Regions from separate parts of the Mus musculus genome. Here region 1 is linked to region 2. The links are chromatin loops, found by intact Hi-C in ENCODE. Cell type or tissue: left cerebral cortex. All regions are shown on one strand.

Region 1 (5,000 bases), 340 kb after region 2:
TTAGTCAAGAAACTTAAAATACCCGAGATACAATTTGCAAAACACATGAAACTCAAGAAGAAGGAAGACCAAAGTGTGGATACTTCGTTCCTTCTTAGAATGGGGAACAAAATACCCATGGAAGGAGTTACAGAGACAAAGTTTAGAGCTAAGACGGAAGAAAGGACCATCCAGGGACTGCTGCCCCACTCAGGGATCCATCCCATAAACAACCACCAAACCCAGACACTATTGCATATACCAACAAGATTTTGCTGACAAGACCTTGATAGCTGCCTCCTGTGAGGCTATGCCAGTGCCTGGCAAATACAAAAGTAGATGCTTACAGTCATCTATTGGATGGAACACAGGGTCCCCAATGAAGGAGCTAGAGAAATACCCAAGGAACTGAAGGAGTCTGCAGCCCTGTAGGAGGAATAACAATATGTGCTAACCAGTACCCCCAGAGCTCATGCCTCTAGCTGCATATGTAGCAGAGGATGACCTAGTAGACCATCAATGGGAGGAGAGGCCCTTGATCTTTTGAAGACTCTATGCCCCAGTATAAGGGAAGGGCCAGGAAGTGCGAGTGTGTGGGTTGGGGTGCAGGGGGAGGGGGGAGGGTATAGAGGATTTTCAAAGAGGAAACTAGGAAAGGGGATAGCATTTGAAATGTAAATGATGAAAACATCTAATTAAAAAAAATGAAACACTGCCCTCTGTGTGTGTGTAGTTTTACCTTAATCAAGAATCCCTCAAAGAGAATATCTTGGTAAATATTGCAGACATCAAGAAAGAATTATACACAAAGTTTTTGGCACCTAACAATTTAATATCATCATGCCTTTTATTTTCAAGTAAGGTTTAGACCTGCTCATCCTAAGAATAGATTATCATTTCAATGATTTTAATAGTATGAGTCAAAGAACTTGATTAGCACCTCATAAAATTTTATAGCTTAATATCTAACCATATGTAGATGCATATTGAATAGCTAGTCTTAAAACTCTCTGGTCTAACTTTGTAAATTGTGAATTTTTAGATGTCAAGCATCTGCATGAAGTTTTCTGAGTATCATCTACATATAGTTAGAAGTAGTGTTGGAGACAGGAAAAGTTGGAGTTTAAAGACAAAAGAACATTTGCATTTCAGTAGTTCTATAATTCTGTGAAACCACTGACATCATCAATACACTTCATTGTATAAATACTGAAGGTTGCCAAGTTTCCTTCAAGGTTCATAAATAATAGTTGGGGGTGGGGGAGGTGTCCTGGGCCTTGTAGCCAAAACTTCTTCACTGTCACTTCTAGTGCTGTATTCACATTCCACCACAAAATGCCTTTTGTCTGGATATTTATGGCCCAAAGTGAGATTATAATCTAAAGAAAAAGGAGAAAGAAGGCATGTGGTTTAAAATATGATATTGTGGTGGCACTGAATTTTAGTTTTCGGTTTCAAAAGTTTTCTCCCATTGGAAAGAAAAACAATTTCTCCTACCTAATGGGAGGGCATCTTTTCGTTTATGAAGGCCAGAAGTTACTTGTAGCCAACTGTGACGCTGGATAGAATTTGAAATGTTTTGATAGGAGAGTGGATCATCAAGTTAGAGTAAGAAGTTCTGAGTTCTAATGCAGACAGTTCTAAGCTCAGAGGAGCTTTTTCTGTCTTTTTCATAAGGGTGGGCCCAACATACAGCTTTAGGAAAGAAGTGAAAGACTGTGAGAAAGAACATTGTAAGCAGTACTGAAAAGAACTGGAACCTTGCAAAGGATTTCTGTAATGGGGCATAAGCCGTGATGAGCTATTTTAATAGATTTTCAATTCCTATCTAATTTTTTTCACAGCATCTCCTCCAGCTGAGATATTGTAACTTACAGTGAGATGTTCACAGAACAAATCTGCGGGGGGGGGGGGGGAAGAGTTCAACAAAAGTTAGGTTTAAAAAAGTGTCCTTTCAACAAATTTTGTCATTTCTTTGCCACTTTCAGAAGAAGTTTTACACTGTTTCACAATGCTTTTTTTCTTAAAAATGTGGTTTTCCAAAATGCACTCCTTTCCTCTTCTTTGTGTAAATTAAGGGAAGTCTCCTTAAGAGGCCACCAACCTTTTCACCTTTTCCAGATAAAGCAGTAATCCTCTTCCATGACTATCTATAGATGAAGTCTCAGTCTCCAATCTCTTCCTAGACAATTCCTGGCAGCCTGGGGTGGGGGCAGGGTTCGATGTTTAACCTTGAAGACTTTTCGTATTCCAGATATAAGATACATGCCAGCACTTTTGGGAGTTCACCCAACTCCAAGTAGCATCTGAATGTCACAGTCCACTGGCATTGGAGAGAAAAGGGGGAGGCCCCTAGCCCTATCACTTCTAAATCACAGAAGAATCCCGGGATAGAAGGAATTCGGTTTCGTCTAGAAAGCAGGGGGTCTAAATATAGCACTAGTCTCATCACTATGCTTTTTAAAGCTTTTTGTACATGTCTGTATTTTTCTGTGTGTGCTTTCCGGTGAATATGTGTGGAGGAGCGAATGTTCCTGAGTTCGGGGCAGAAGGAGCAGGATTGTGAATAAATGAAAGGAAGTTGGGAAACACTTCTCATTTTTTGTACATCCCCTGAACAGCAATCTCAGACCAAAATGGAAAGGGGTCTTGAAAGCTGCCATTGACTCTCTATGGTAGTACTGAATAAGCCACTGGACTCAGAAGCAGACCTTTTCCTTGGGCAGCCTGCAACCTGCAGCCTGCAACGCAGGCAGGGAGGAAACCCCGAGGAGGCACTCCTGGCGGTCTCTTTGCTGAGGTAGCAGGAGCGGCAGCCTGCGGAGCCACGCGCAGCGTCACTGAACTGGTGCGGGAGCACCCAGCGCACAGGCCTGGAGCCGCGGTGCTGGCGGATTCCCGGCGCTGCAGAACACCGTGCCGCCAGCAGGAGCGCCCCGGGCTGGTGGGAGAACGCCGGGGGAGCCCGCGCTGCCCCGTGCGAGCCTGATGACACCTGCTTTGTGTACTCCAGGCAACTGAGGGACCTAGAGAGCTCAACTGGCTGTCTAAAAGCTGCGGGTGGTAACGGAACCAGAGAAAGCTAGAACATCTCATTTCTCCGCGGGACTGAGATCTTGCTCCTCCAAATTGCAGGGAGTCCAAGTAGAGGTCATAAGGGGCAAGCAAGGTAGTCCAAGAATGGCTGAGGTCTGGCAAGGTGGTGGTCATCCTCTCTGAGCCCTGGAAAATCTCCTTGACATTTTTCACACTTTGAAGCAGCTGCAGCTGGTGTCGTCGGAAAAGGGGGTGGGAGGAAAGAGAGGGGGCGGGGAGAGTGGGGAGTCACAGGCGCGAGCCAGGAGCAGCGCCTCGTCTGCCAATCCTGGCACCTGTGCGCCAAGCCGCGGCACCACGGAGGACCCCGTTCCGGGCCAACCCTGGGCTCCAAGCCACGGCCACCCAGCCTCTGGGCAAGCGCGACCTGCAGCCGCCCACCCAGGACCCCCGCCGCCACCCGCAACTGCGGGAGCGCAAGAGCCCAGCCAGTGCTTGCTGCGCCCCGGGCCACGGGGTCCCTCGCCTCTTCAGAGGCGTCGCGGCCAGCCGGGGCAGCAGCCGAGTTGGGTACACGATTCGCCCGCGCTGCCTTTCTCTTCTCCACCCAGGATTTATTGTCTGTGGAGCCTTCTGGGGGCGGGGAGGGAGCTGCGCCTCCGCCGCCGCCGCCGCCACTGCTGCTGCTACGGTCGCTAGCGCGGCGCTCTGGGCGGGCGGAGGCCGGGGACTGGCCGCAGTGGTGCTCCGGGCGGGCTCCCGGCTCCCCAGGGGCGCCTCTCCTCTCCTGCACCTGAAGGGCAGTGGCACCATGGTCTGACACCGCATCTGCCTGGAGTCCCCTCTGCCTTTGCTTCGGAGGACTCCCCTACTGGCTTCACTGCGGACCCCAGAGCACTTTAAGGAGTAACCCTCAGCAGCTGCAAGGCCTTCACTCCTTGGACCCTCATGGGTAGTTTCTGCTTCCGGCGATGTGAGTAGGGCATTGGGGGACCTCTGCCCACGGTCCAGGAGTGGGGATCTGGGAGGCTCAGGTGGCCCGGGTGCCTCAGCGTTGGGGCGGTTGCCGGTCTGTGGAATCCAGCGATAGCTGGACAAGTGCTTAGGAGCCCGGCGCTTTGGATGGTCAAGGGACTCTAAAGGGTTACATATTGCGAAAAGGAAAGGTGAGGAGCGAGTGCGGGGAACTGATGCTGGGACCACGGAGTCCTGAGAGATATGGCTTTCTGCATTTTTTTTTTTTTTTTGATCCTGGGGTATCCAGTCTGCTTTCCCCGTGGTGTGTGAGGGATGGAGCAAGTGTGATACACACACACACACACACACACACACTTGTGGCAGCACACACTTGTGCTTTATCTTGAAAGGTGTATTACTGTCTTGGTGTCTATAAAGGAATTATTGGGGTGTCACTGAGGGTGAAAAGAAAAGGGTGGGGTTTGGGGAGAAGAATGGGATGGGAAAGAAGGAAAGACTAAAGGACAGAAAGAAGTGGGAAGGGATGGGGCGAGTGCTTTCCTTGGAGTCTGAGAAGATGCTTGACTCTCTAAGCCAGGCAACTCCTTTGTGTTCTGTGAGAGAAGCTAGGGAATCTCACTGCTCCTGGTACAGCTCTGGGTCCCTTGGCATCCTCCGGGGTCTTTTGGGATTCAGGACATGCCTTGGATTGTATTTGAAAAAGGAGCTAAGACCGCCAATATTGGGGTAACTGTGACACTCTGCTTGCAGACAATTAGCTGGGCTACCAGAGATCTCCTATATCATCAAATTTAGAGTCAAGATGGGGGCGGGATGGGGGTGGGGGCTGCACAGATTGTCGTTAAAAACAGTGACTTCATAACCGAGATGGCTGCAAAATTGCTTCATTACACTACTTGGCCATCAGGGTTGGGGAGAGAAAAGATCCGCCTCCGCCCCCCACCCCCTTCTTGCTGGTTGCCCCTCCTCACCAAGGCACAAAGCAAGTGGCACCTCACCAGGCAGGG
Region 2 (5,000 bases):
TGTTTGCTAGGCCCCAGCATAGTCTCACAAGAGACAGCTACATCTGGGTCCTTTCGATAGAATCTTGCTAGTATATGCAATGGTGTCAGCGTTTGGATGCTGATTATGGGGTGGATCCCTGGATATGGCAGTCTCTACATGGTCCATCCTTTCATCTCAGCTCCAAACTCCAAAGTCTCTGTAACTCCTTCCATGGGTGTTTTGTTCCCAATTCTAAGGAGGGGCATAGTGTCCACACTTCAGTCTTCATTCTTCTTGAGTTTCATGTGTTTAGCAAATTGTATCTTATATCTTGGGTATCCTAGGTTTGGGGCTAATATCCACTTATCAGTGAGTACATATTGTGTGAGTTCCTTTGTGAATGTGTTACCTCACTCAGGATGATGCCCTCCAGGTCCATCCATTTGCATAGGAATTTCATAAATTCATTCTTTTTAATAGCTGAGTAGTACTCCATTGTGTAGATGTACCACATTTTCTGTATCTATTCCTCTGTTGAGGGGCATCTGGGTTCTTTCCATCTTCTGGCTATTATAAATAAGGCTGCTATGAACATAGTGGAGCATGTGTCCTTCTTACCAGTTGGGGCATCTTCTGGATATATGCCCAGGAGAGGTATTGCTGGATCCTCCGGTAGTACTATGTCCAATTTTCTGAGGAACCGCCAGACTGATTTCCAGAGTGGCTGTACAAGCCCGCAATCCCACCAACAATGGAGGAGTGTTCCTCTTTCTCCACATCCACGCCAGCATCTGCTGTCACCTGAATTTTGATCTTAGCCATTCTGACTGGTGTGAGGTGGAATCTCAGGGTTGTTTTGATTTGCAATTCCCTGATGATCAAGGATGTCGAACATTTTTTCAGGTGCTTCTCTGCCATTCGGTATTCCTCAAGTGAGAATTCTTTGTTCAGTTCTGAGCCCCATTTTTTAATGGGGTTATTTGATTTTCTGAAGTCCACCTTCTTGAGTTCTTTATATATGTTGGATATTAGTCCCCTATCTGATTTAGGATAGGTAAAGATCCTTTCCCAATTTGTTGGTGGTCTTTTGTCTTATTGACGGTGTCTTTTGCCTTGCAGAAACTTTGGAGTTTCATTAGGTCCCATTTGTCAATTCTCGATCTTACAGCACAAGCCATTGCTGTTCTGTTCAGGAATTTTTCCCCTGTGCCCATATCTTCAAGGCTTTTCCCCACTTTCTCCTCTATAAGTTTCAGTGTCTCTGGTTTTATGTGAAGTTCCTTGATCCACTTAGATTTGACCTTAGTACAAGGAGATAAGTATGGATCGATTCGCATTCTTCTACACGATAACAACCAGTTGTGCCAGCACCAACTGTTGAAAATGTTACAGCTGGATCTTGTGGAGGCATTTCCTCAACTGAAGCTCCTTTCTCTGTGATAACTCCAGCGTGTGTCAAGTTGACACAAAACTAGTCAGTACACAAATCATGCTTTTGCTAAGGTATAAATGGTCATTCAGAGAGCACAATCCTAAAGATGATGTGTACTTTAAGATACCTCTGGATTTTTGTTTTTATGCCTGCAACAGGGATTAAGGATGCTCACATAGCCAATGGCTGTTGTGAATAGATGAAAAGAAGGCATGAGAGTGAGATATGTGTCTGAAACTGTAGTTTAAAAAATGCCTCAAATTTCATGTATAAAAGAAAGGGATAGTATATCGATATTTGAATAGTTTTCACAATTCTACTAGGCTATGTTTCATTCATAATAACTCATGCTTGGGCAGCATACAATGAAGAGACAAGTCTGAAGGCTCCCAGCTTATCAGCATCAGAGCTAGTACCTAAGTTGTAGCATTGCTCTCAAAATATATATGCTCCAAATTGATCAGTTCTGGTCAGAAGAGTATTTAGGGGTAGATGTTATCTTCCTAACTTGGACTTTGAATTACAAGCAGAATTTCAGTAGATGGCAATAGAGAAAAGGCACATTTTGAGCAAAAGGAGATAACATTGACAAAATTGAAAGAATAATTTTTATGCATAAAGGTAATACTTAGAAAAAATTTAGGTTGAATCACGAAATTCCTAAAAATCCAGAAGTGACTTAAGTTCGCTTTACTAAAACATAAAGATATCACATGGGTGAGAGATAGTAATTTATTTTCAAAAAACTTGTGGCCAATTCTCATTGACTACCTGTAGTTATGTCCTTACCAGCATGGCAGAGAAAAGTGGTTATTGTCCTTAATTTGTATGCATGCTTAGTATGAATTACACTCATTTTACCTACATATGGATGTGTTTGGTGCTCATTTGCCACATCCTATGGATGAAACTCAGAAGATAGCATGCAAAAGTCAGTTCTATTCTACCATCTGGACCTAGGAACTGAATTCAGGGCATTGGCTTAGAGACAGACACCTTTATTAATTGAGCCATTTTGCCAGCTGTGAGTTTAATTAAATGGACAAAGAACTAAAAATGTCCAAAGAAAGATGAAAAGAGGGTGATGAAAGAAAATTTTGACTTGTTTATTCCAATCAATGAAAAAAACTGTATCATGAAGCTGAATGTAAGAGAGTCTGCTATAAATAGAACTGAATGCAGAATATTTTAAGGTCAGCAGATGGGGCTCTAAGAGGTGAAAACTGCACAGAAATTCAGTTTAAGACATAAGAACATGTAATAAATTCAAAGAAATATAACCTATATCCATAATTCAGAGATAAATTTTCACTTTGTGGGTAAAGTACAGACTATGCAAAAAGCCAGTTCCCTCAAGAAGTAATTAGAGAATAAAGGGACTCTCAAAACACAGCAGGGAGAGCTGGGCTTATAGGAACAGAATTATAAGACCAGGATTTGGGCCTAGAAAAGAATGGCAAGCTAAGGAAAATGAGGAACTATGGGAGAAGGTATCCTGAAATTTGTTTAATGTCTTTAGCTTTGATAACAACCTCCTGCAAGTCACACAAGCTCTGTCTTATTTCCACACAGTACAATTGCTGTAATGATATCATAGAGGGCAGTATGCCACACCAAATCTGAAACTAGACTCCAGTTCAAATTCTAACTGCATACCTGCGTAAGAATTATCTCTCCCCAAATTCTTCATATGTAAATTGAAAATTGTTGTTCCAGTGGATGCAAGCCTAATACAGCAAAGCATTGGACAATGATAGAGTGCTACTATGATTCCAGGATTGGATATTCTGAGCTTTGGGGCTAATATCCACTTATCAGTGAGTGCACACCATGTATGTTCTGTTGTGATTGGGTATCCTCACACAGGATGATATTTTCTAGTTCCATCCACTTGCCTAAGAATTTCATGAAGCCATTGTCTTTAATAGCTGAGTAGTACTCAATTGTGTAAATGTACCACATTTTCTGTATCAATTTCTCTATTGAAGGACAGATGGGTTCTTTCCAGTTTCTGGCCATTATAAATAAGGCTGGATGAACATAGTACAGCATGCATCCTTGTTATAGTTTGAGGAATCTTTTGGGTATGTGCCCAGGAGTGGCATATTTGGGTCCTCGGGTAATACTATGTCCAATTTTCTGAGCAACTTACAAGATACAATTTGCAGACTACATGAAGGTCAAGAAGGAAGAAGACCAAAATGTGGGTGCTTCGGCCCTTCTTAGAAAGGAGAACAAAATACTCACGGGAGCAAATATAGAGATAAAGTGCAGAGCAAATACTGAAGGAAAGGCCATACAAAGATTGCCCCACCTGGGGACCCATCCCATATGCAGTCACCAAACCCAGACACTATTGTGGATGCCAAGAAGTGCTTGCTGAAAGGAGCCTAATATAGCTGTCTCTTGAGCTCTGCCAGATCCTGACAAGTACAAATGCAGATGCTATCAGCCAACCATTGGATTGAGCATGGGTTCCTCAATGGGGGAGTTAAAAAAAGGATGGAAGGAGATGAAGGGGTTGCAACCCCATAGAAAGAACAACAATATCAACCAACCATATCCTCCAGAGCTCCCAGGGACTAAGTCACCAACCAAGGAGTATGGATGGAGGGAACAACAGCTCTAGCCACCCATGGAGCAGAGGAAGGCCTTGTCAGGCATCAATGGGAGGAGAAGCCCTTGGTCTAGTGAAGGCTGAATGGATGCCCCAGTGTAGGGGATTTGAGGGCAGGGAGGTGGGAATGAGTGGGTGGGTAGGGGAACAACCTCATAGAAGCAGGGGGAGGGGATAGGGAATTTCTGGGGGGAGGCTCAGGACAGGGGATAACATTTGAAATATAAATAATAAATATCCAAATGGAAATGTTTAAAAAGAAAAATATGTAATCAATTAAAAAAAATTAAAAAGAAATAGATTCCAGGATTGGGCTGCTTTATTTTTCAAAAGAAAGAAGCATTTTAAATTTGAAAGATTGGTAAATTTGACTAAAAGGAATCATAATAGATACAGTAGAGAATTGGAATATCATAAAATGGAGGACAGATAACAACAGTTATGTGACAAAACATAAGATGCCAATATTTGTAATTCAACCTTTAAAAAGCTTACAAAATTTTAGCAATAGAGCATTCTGTAGGAAAGAATAAGCACACATTCATTACAGCTGTTTATAGATTGAGCAGAAAGGGAGGGAAAGCCAATTCTCCATGTGAGTAACAGACAATGTGTGCTCCATTACAGCTAGGATCTTACTATTTTGTAAACTATGTGCATTTATTATTGTAATTTAAATTTTAAAATTTATTATTATTATATGTGCATGCTATGAGTATTCGTGTGTGTGTGTGTGTGTGTGTGTGTGTGTGTGTGTGTGTGTGTGATGGTTTACATCCTATTATATGCATGTGGAAATCAAAAGGCAACTATTTGGAATTAGCCCTTTTCCACCCTTTTCATAGGTCCTGGGGCTCCAAGTCAGATCACCATGCTAGTGTTGCAAGGGCATTTACCCACTGATCTCACCAGCCCTCTATGGAAGTTATGAGAAGTACATATTTGTATATAAGCTATGAGTAGATAAATTCCTGAGTACAGTGTGCCTAG

What was found. Peaks named below come from ENCODE experiments on the same cell type or tissue, not always from the same donor. Only the 100,000 strongest peaks of a DNase experiment are listed, where the experiment ranks them.
Region 1: a loop joins it to region 2, with 2.3 times the contacts of the local background. A loop is called at or near these places in 3 of 42 quality-filtered maps.

Annotation. Positions count from the first base shown.
Region 1 is chr3:158,560,094-158,565,093 of GRCm38, reverse strand. It overlaps Lrrc7 (leucine rich repeat containing 7), which reads left to right and starts at 3,333. Exons shown (of 28, transcript NM_001081358.3): 1 at 3,333-3,988. In left cerebral cortex, CTCF peaks have their summits at 2,895 and 4,864; DNase peaks (open chromatin) are centred at 3,278, 3,608, 4,028, 4,626 and 2 more places; H3K4me3 peaks cover 2,781 bases; H3K27ac peaks cover 2,869 bases.
Region 2 is chr3:158,897,254-158,902,253 of GRCm38, reverse strand. No RefSeq gene overlaps it. Among named protein-coding and RNA genes, the nearest start is that of Gm20752, 180 kb to the left of the region's middle. In left cerebral cortex, no CTCF peak of the experiment used is centred here; DNase peaks (open chromatin) are centred at 2,612, 2,701 and 2,845.